Regions from separate parts of the Mus musculus genome. Here region 1 is linked to region 2. The links are chromatin loops, found by intact Hi-C in ENCODE. Cell type or tissue: left cerebral cortex. All regions are shown on one strand. Each heading gives the region's core, and the rest is flanking DNA. Links, peaks and the distances in the headings are about the cores only.

Evidence for each region. Peaks named below come from ENCODE experiments on the same cell type or tissue, not always from the same donor. Only the 100,000 strongest peaks of a DNase experiment are listed, where the experiment ranks them.
Region 1: a loop joins it to region 2, with 4 times the contacts of the local background. A loop is called at or near these places in 6 of 42 quality-filtered maps.

Annotation. Positions count from the first base shown.
Region 1 is chr2:156,990,548-156,993,460 of GRCm38, reverse strand. Ndrg3 (N-myc downstream regulated gene 3) reads left to right here and starts at 1,350. Exons shown (of 16, transcript NM_013865.2): 1 at 1,350-1,462. In left cerebral cortex, for the core only: CTCF peaks have their summits at 1,214 and 2,391; DNase peaks (open chromatin) are centred at 1,312, 2,387 and 2,608; H3K4me3 peaks cover 1,492 bases; H3K27ac peaks cover 1,896 bases.
Region 2 is chr2:156,938,351-156,941,263 of GRCm38, reverse strand. Ndrg3 (N-myc downstream regulated gene 3) reads left to right here. Exons shown (of 16, transcript NM_013865.2): 9 at 851-907; 10 at 2,610-2,713. Among named protein-coding and RNA genes, the nearest start is that of Ndrg3, 52 kb to the left of the region's middle. In left cerebral cortex, for the core only: a CTCF peak has its summit at 1,557 (motif pointing left); DNase peaks (open chromatin) are centred at 1,047, 1,541 and 2,658; H3K27ac peaks cover 2,500 bases.

The sequences.
Region 1 (2,913 bases), core at 260-2,759, 52 kb before region 2:
CAGTGGGTAAGAGCACCCGACTGCTCTTCCGAAGGTCCAGAGTTCAAATCCCAGCAACCACATGGTGGCTCACAACCATCTGTAACGAGATCTGACGCCCTCTTCTGGTGTGTCTGAAGACAGCTACAGTGTACTTACATGTAATAAATAAATCTTAAAAAAAAAAAAATATAAATCATGTAATAAAATGCCTTCAATACTAGTTTTGCCTTCATTCAGATTGGCTTGGGCCTGGCCTGGGTTTGTTTAATTTTACCCTTCTAGGTAGACAGTTCACTGAAGGAAGATGGCAGAAACTGATAATAGGCCAACCTACCTAATGCTACAACCCTTTAATAACATAAGTTGCTCATGTTGAGGTGAGCCCCAGACACACAATTATCTGTTGTTCCTTTATAACTAATTTGCTAGTGTTATGAATCAAATATAAATATCTGATATGTAAGCCCTGTGAAAGAGTCAGCTCCCAAAGGTATGGTGACCCTTGTGCCATAGAGGAGTGCTGTTTCCCAGCTTCTCTCATGGCTTGTTCAGCTTGCTTTGTTATCCCCTCCAGGGCCACCTACCCATAGTAGGCTGGGTGCTCCCATTATCAGTCATTACTAAGAAAATACACTACACAGTCCAATTTACTAGGGGCCTTTTCTCAACTGAGATTCTCTTCCCAAATTACTTTATTTCAAATTGACATAAAAGTTGCCAGCACATGCAGGCAACGTTTTGATTCTAGTCTGGAGAGATGACTTAGTGTTTAGATGTGCACTGTTCGTAGAGAGGACTGGAATTCATGTCTGTAATCTCCCATTTCAACATTCTGCAGCTGTCTTTAGTAGGAATCTGCTACATTTATATGAACATCACTGCCCTGCACAGATGCTCGTATATGCACAATTAACAATGAAAATCTTTAATTGTTGAGTCAATAATATGTTCAGTCGTTTTTTGTTTGTTTTGTGTGAAGTAACCAACTCTCTTGTTCTACTCAAGAAGGAAATAATATGGCTGCCATTTGTAAAAGATGGAAGAGGACTAGGAATTTGATTCCTGGAAATCGAATCCCTGAGGCTCAGGAGTGCCAGATGATCTTGAGTGTAGCTTTAAACCTTGTTAAAACAAGTATGTCATGGCCCATAAGAGCTTACTAATAATTCAACCATGAGGGAGAGGTAGGTGTGCAGAGAAAACATTTCACATCCCCTCCTGGCAGTTCTGAGCAACAGCCTCCGGGACACCGCAAGAAGAAAAACTACAGCCAAGATGGCGCTGCTAGAGACTCTGTAGGCCTGACCACCATTTTGTCTGTAGTTCCTAGCGTAAGCAGGCGCGTTGCGCATGCGTAAACCCCCGGCATCCTCAGCGCGCCTGCGCTGCGCAGCGCCCCCCCTCCTTGCTGCTGCTGCTGCTGCTGCTGCTGCTGCTGCCGCTGCTGCTGTAGATTGACGGCCCCGCGCTAGCGCTTCAGGTGAGTGAGCGCCTCTACCACAGCGGGCGGAGGGCGCGCCGCGCGGTACGCCCGCCCGGGTGTCGCTCCTCTGTGCGCTGCGGACCGATGGCCACGCGACCAGCCCCGGGTCCTCGCGGTCGGCCTTCTCTGAGCCCCCCGAGCCTATCGCGTTCAGCCCGGCCTCCCGCGCCCCTGCCGGTACCTAGTCGGCGGAGGGCAGCGTGTGACCTGTTGGGGTCCGGCGTCGCTACAGAGGTCTGCACCCTCCGTCGCTGGAACCCCCTGAGGCTGTCACCCGTTCTCCGCCTCTCACGGCGGAGCACGGAGCTCCTAGAGCTGAGCATCCACCTACCCCGTTGCCCCTCACAGCCCAGAGAGTTTTGACAGGGGCCTGGACTCGCCTTCTGTGGGTTTCTTCCCAAAGCCACAGAGGCACTCTTCTCTCCTGGGACCACAGGACCACGGTTTGTCTAAAGCCCACTTTGTAGCCAAAGAAACTGAGGCACGGAGAGGTGAAATGTCGCGTCCAAGGTCATGCAACTGACAAGTGACACGGCCAGCTCTCTTAACTCAGAGGCGGTGGGGCTTTCACAGCCAGAGCTGGTGGGGTTTGACCTTGTATCTTTAAATTTGGGGCGGTGGGGAATACACTTGTCATTTATCTAGAGTTGCTTTTAAAGGTCGTAAAAGTGGGCTACGAATAGAATTATCTTCTGGTCAGTACGGTGGAAATGCTGTTGTGATAACAATCGCGATGTTAACGTGAACTGGCTCCCTCCCAAATACTCGCTTTGTGCCAGGGATCTTGCTAAAGGTTTTATTAAGATCGGTTCACCTTTGTACCTCGCTGCTTCCCTATCCAGTGCTTTCTCCCTTCTTTTTCTCGAAGCCGTTTTTTCCCCCTGCAGAGCTCTCCTGCATGTCACAGGTAGACTTGGAGCCTCATGGCTTAAGCTGAGAGGCTCTCCCCTGTGGCTCCCTGGTAGAACACAGTAAGCCTCTCCTGCGTCAACCCCACTCCCCTCCCCCAGGGTGTCCCCCCCCCAGCCCCCCAAGGTATAATTAGCATTTCTTTTCTAGCTGTCAGGACTAGGCTGGCTGGGCTGGCTGGACTTGTGGAGGTGACAGAGCAGATTTAGCCAGTATCACCTCTTTTTGGGACTTTCTGGCTCTGCTCCAAAGCTGGTCTTGAGCATTTTCAGGCTTTAAGATAAAACGAGAAAGCGTTGACACGGTGGTGAAGAATCTAAGACACCTCCTTTGATTTGAGTTCCAAATGAACAGCTATAAAAATGTGTTGATTTTTTTTTTTTTTTTGCCCCCAAAATAACTAGCACAAACTGCCTTTTCCTCCCTTAGCAAATCCTCCTCCACACTTCAAAGGCTCCACAAAATTTTCATCTTCCCTGCTTAATTTTCCTAACTAGAATTAAATAATACATAGCAGGCTGCAGGCCCGGGTCTTATCC
Region 2 (2,913 bases), core at 241-2,740:
AATGCAAAACTAGGGGCAGGGAGGAGGCAGCAGAGGCCACCGTCCCAGACTGCACGTTTCAGAGCACTACCTAACATGTTCCCTCACACGGTCCTTCAACCCTCCTTTTCCCTCTCCACCCCCTTCTCTCTCTCCTTTTTAGCTTTCTTTTTATCTTTTTCTTTTTGAGATTAGGTCTCCCAAGGTCACTAGGGTTAATCTCCAAGTCCAGTGCTGAAGTAAACTAAACCTTCTACCCCGGCCTTCTGAATTCATGGGTCTGTAGGTGTAACTATAAAATACCCTGCTACAATGCCCCTATTTCAAAGTATGCCATACTACCTTAGAATGGAAATTTAACCTTTTTCAGACTTCCTATGTTTCTTTGAAAATACTGTGTCACACAAATATATCACACTAAATTTGTAGGGTTTGTCTGGTTTGAAAAAATGGTCTCTCTCTGTAGCATATGCTGACCAGTAACTTCCTATACATCCCGTCTAACTTCAAACTATGGTCCTCCTCCCTTAACCTCTCTCATCCTAGTAACTGGGATTACAGTTGTTTGCCACCATGCCCTGTGACCTCTTGTTTTATTGAGGAATAATGTTTGGACAGAAAAGAACACCTTCCTTTAGTGGACAGCCTGTGAAATACTCACACTTGCTAACTCTATTAACACCATTTTGGGTTTTTTTGGGTTTTGGTGGTGGTGGTGGTGGTTTTTCGAGACAGGGTTTCTCTGTATAGCCCTGGCTGTCCTGGAACTCACTTTGTAGACCAGAGAAATTCGCCTGCCCCTGCCTCCTGAGTGCTCAGATTAAAGGCATGTGCCACCACGCCCAGCTTAACACCATTTTTTATCTTTTAGCTCTCAGGTTTTACCACCAACATTGTGGACATAATTCTGGCTCATCACTTTGGCCAGGTAAGCTCCTGTTCTTGTACAAAAAGCCTTCCTGTGCTTCAGGAGAGAAAGAGGCTCATTGCAATGCACGGATCCTGCAAAGAGCATGGTCCTTGCAGTCAGAAGGGCACGTGGGCCTGCAAAGGCTAGCCCTGCAGGAGGGGCTTCTCTTAGCCTCACGGATCTTGGCACTCAGAGAGAGACAGAAAACAGCCTCTCCCCACCTGTCCCCCGTGAGCAGAATGCCATCTGGGTATGTTTGACAACACCAGTGCCTCAGCAGACAGCTTTAGAGCCACCAGGAGGTTCAGGAAGGGCTTCACAGGAATCAACATTTCAGAGGAGACAAGCCAAGAGCGCTGAGCTGCTATTGGGAAAGGAGCTTAGAGATGACCTCATCCAGCCAGGGACTGAGGGACACTGGTGTCCAGCAGGACGGCTGCTGTCCTGGGATGGACAGCTGTTGGTGGGGGATTTGCCTCCAGTCCTGATTTCTAAGGGAAAGTGAGTGATGGAGACACTGCTCGATGAGGTGTGGAGCTGTGAGGGGCTGGGGTGTGGAGGGGCAGTTACAGGGAGGCGTGGAGGCTGCTCAGTTAGTTTGCATCCTTAATTCTAAATACCCCTAAAGGAGAATGGAAGGTCGAGATACAGCAGGCTGTCACCACCTACTGGCTATGTGCCTGCTGAGTAGTTTTTATTTTATCTGGTGTAGGTGGTATAAGCCTGGATCTTCTGAAAGAAGAGCCAGTGCTCTTAACCGCTTAGCAATCTCTCCAGCACCTTGGCTTAATTTTGAGAGAGGGAAACCAAAGGCCTGAAACACAGCATAATATACCACCATTGTCCACATGAAAGTGATGGAGCTGACATTTGAATCAGGGTCTAGTTCCAAAGTTATAGTCTTCCTGTTATTATTTTCTCTTTTTTTTTCATTTTATTTTTTTACTAATATTATACATTTAGGAAGAAGAGCTTATTCAGGCTTATTATAGAAAATCTATGAAACATCCATTTCCTGTTTCTCATAGGCAATCACTCTAGGTCTTCTGATTCCCTGCTCTCTTGCTTTTGACAATGTCTGTCCCCAGGATTGGCATCAAACTTGGATGCTCTTCCTTTAGCTTTCCAAGTGCTGGGATTTTAATCTGGTTCTTCGTGGGTAACCTCCGTCCATATTGTATTCTTGACAAAGGGGGCATAACTCACATACACTATGATGCACATACTGTAAGTGCGTGCCTCTGACCTTTGTCCTATAGATTCTCTTATATATCTACATATATTACTGTATAAAATGTCTCCATACAAAGAGAACAAAGAGGTTCTCTTCTTCCTATTCATTAATCCCCCGAAACACACTCACTGTTCCATTACCTCTCTTCTTTACTTTTGCCTAATTTTTAATTTAAAATAGGTAAAATCATAGGATATACTGCCTGGACCTGGCATTTTTCGCTCCATATAACTATCTTTGGTATATCCATCTACCAGTTGGTGCCCTGGTTCGACACAGAATATGGAACTGAACTCTGATGGGGCCCATAGGTATTGTTGATCTTAGAAGATGTAAGCCATTCGGTGTGCTGGTACATTAATAACTCTCCACAGCACCCCCAGTCCCCTCCTGAGCACAGTGGCTCCTGTCACTGAAAATACAAACTACATAAGATGGACGTGTTCTGCCGTTCAGCTTACTGGTCTTTTCTTCCACTCGTTCTAGGAGGAGTTGCAGGCCAATTTGGACCTCATTCAAACCTACAGACTGCACATTGCTCAAGATATCAACCAAGAAAACCTCCAGCTCTTCCTGGGTTCCTATAATGGGTAGGGTTGTCTCCCAACCCTTTAGTTAACTGTGTAGCCCACCTCTAAAATCTGCTTGACATTCAAGGAAGCAGAGAGGAGAAATAACTCCTGCCATGGTCGTTTAATCGGATCGCCTATGGTGTTTGATCATTCTAGGATGGAAGGGCTGTAAGAAAGAGCTTTAAAGAAGTGAGTGCTAAAAACAGTAGCAGTTTCTA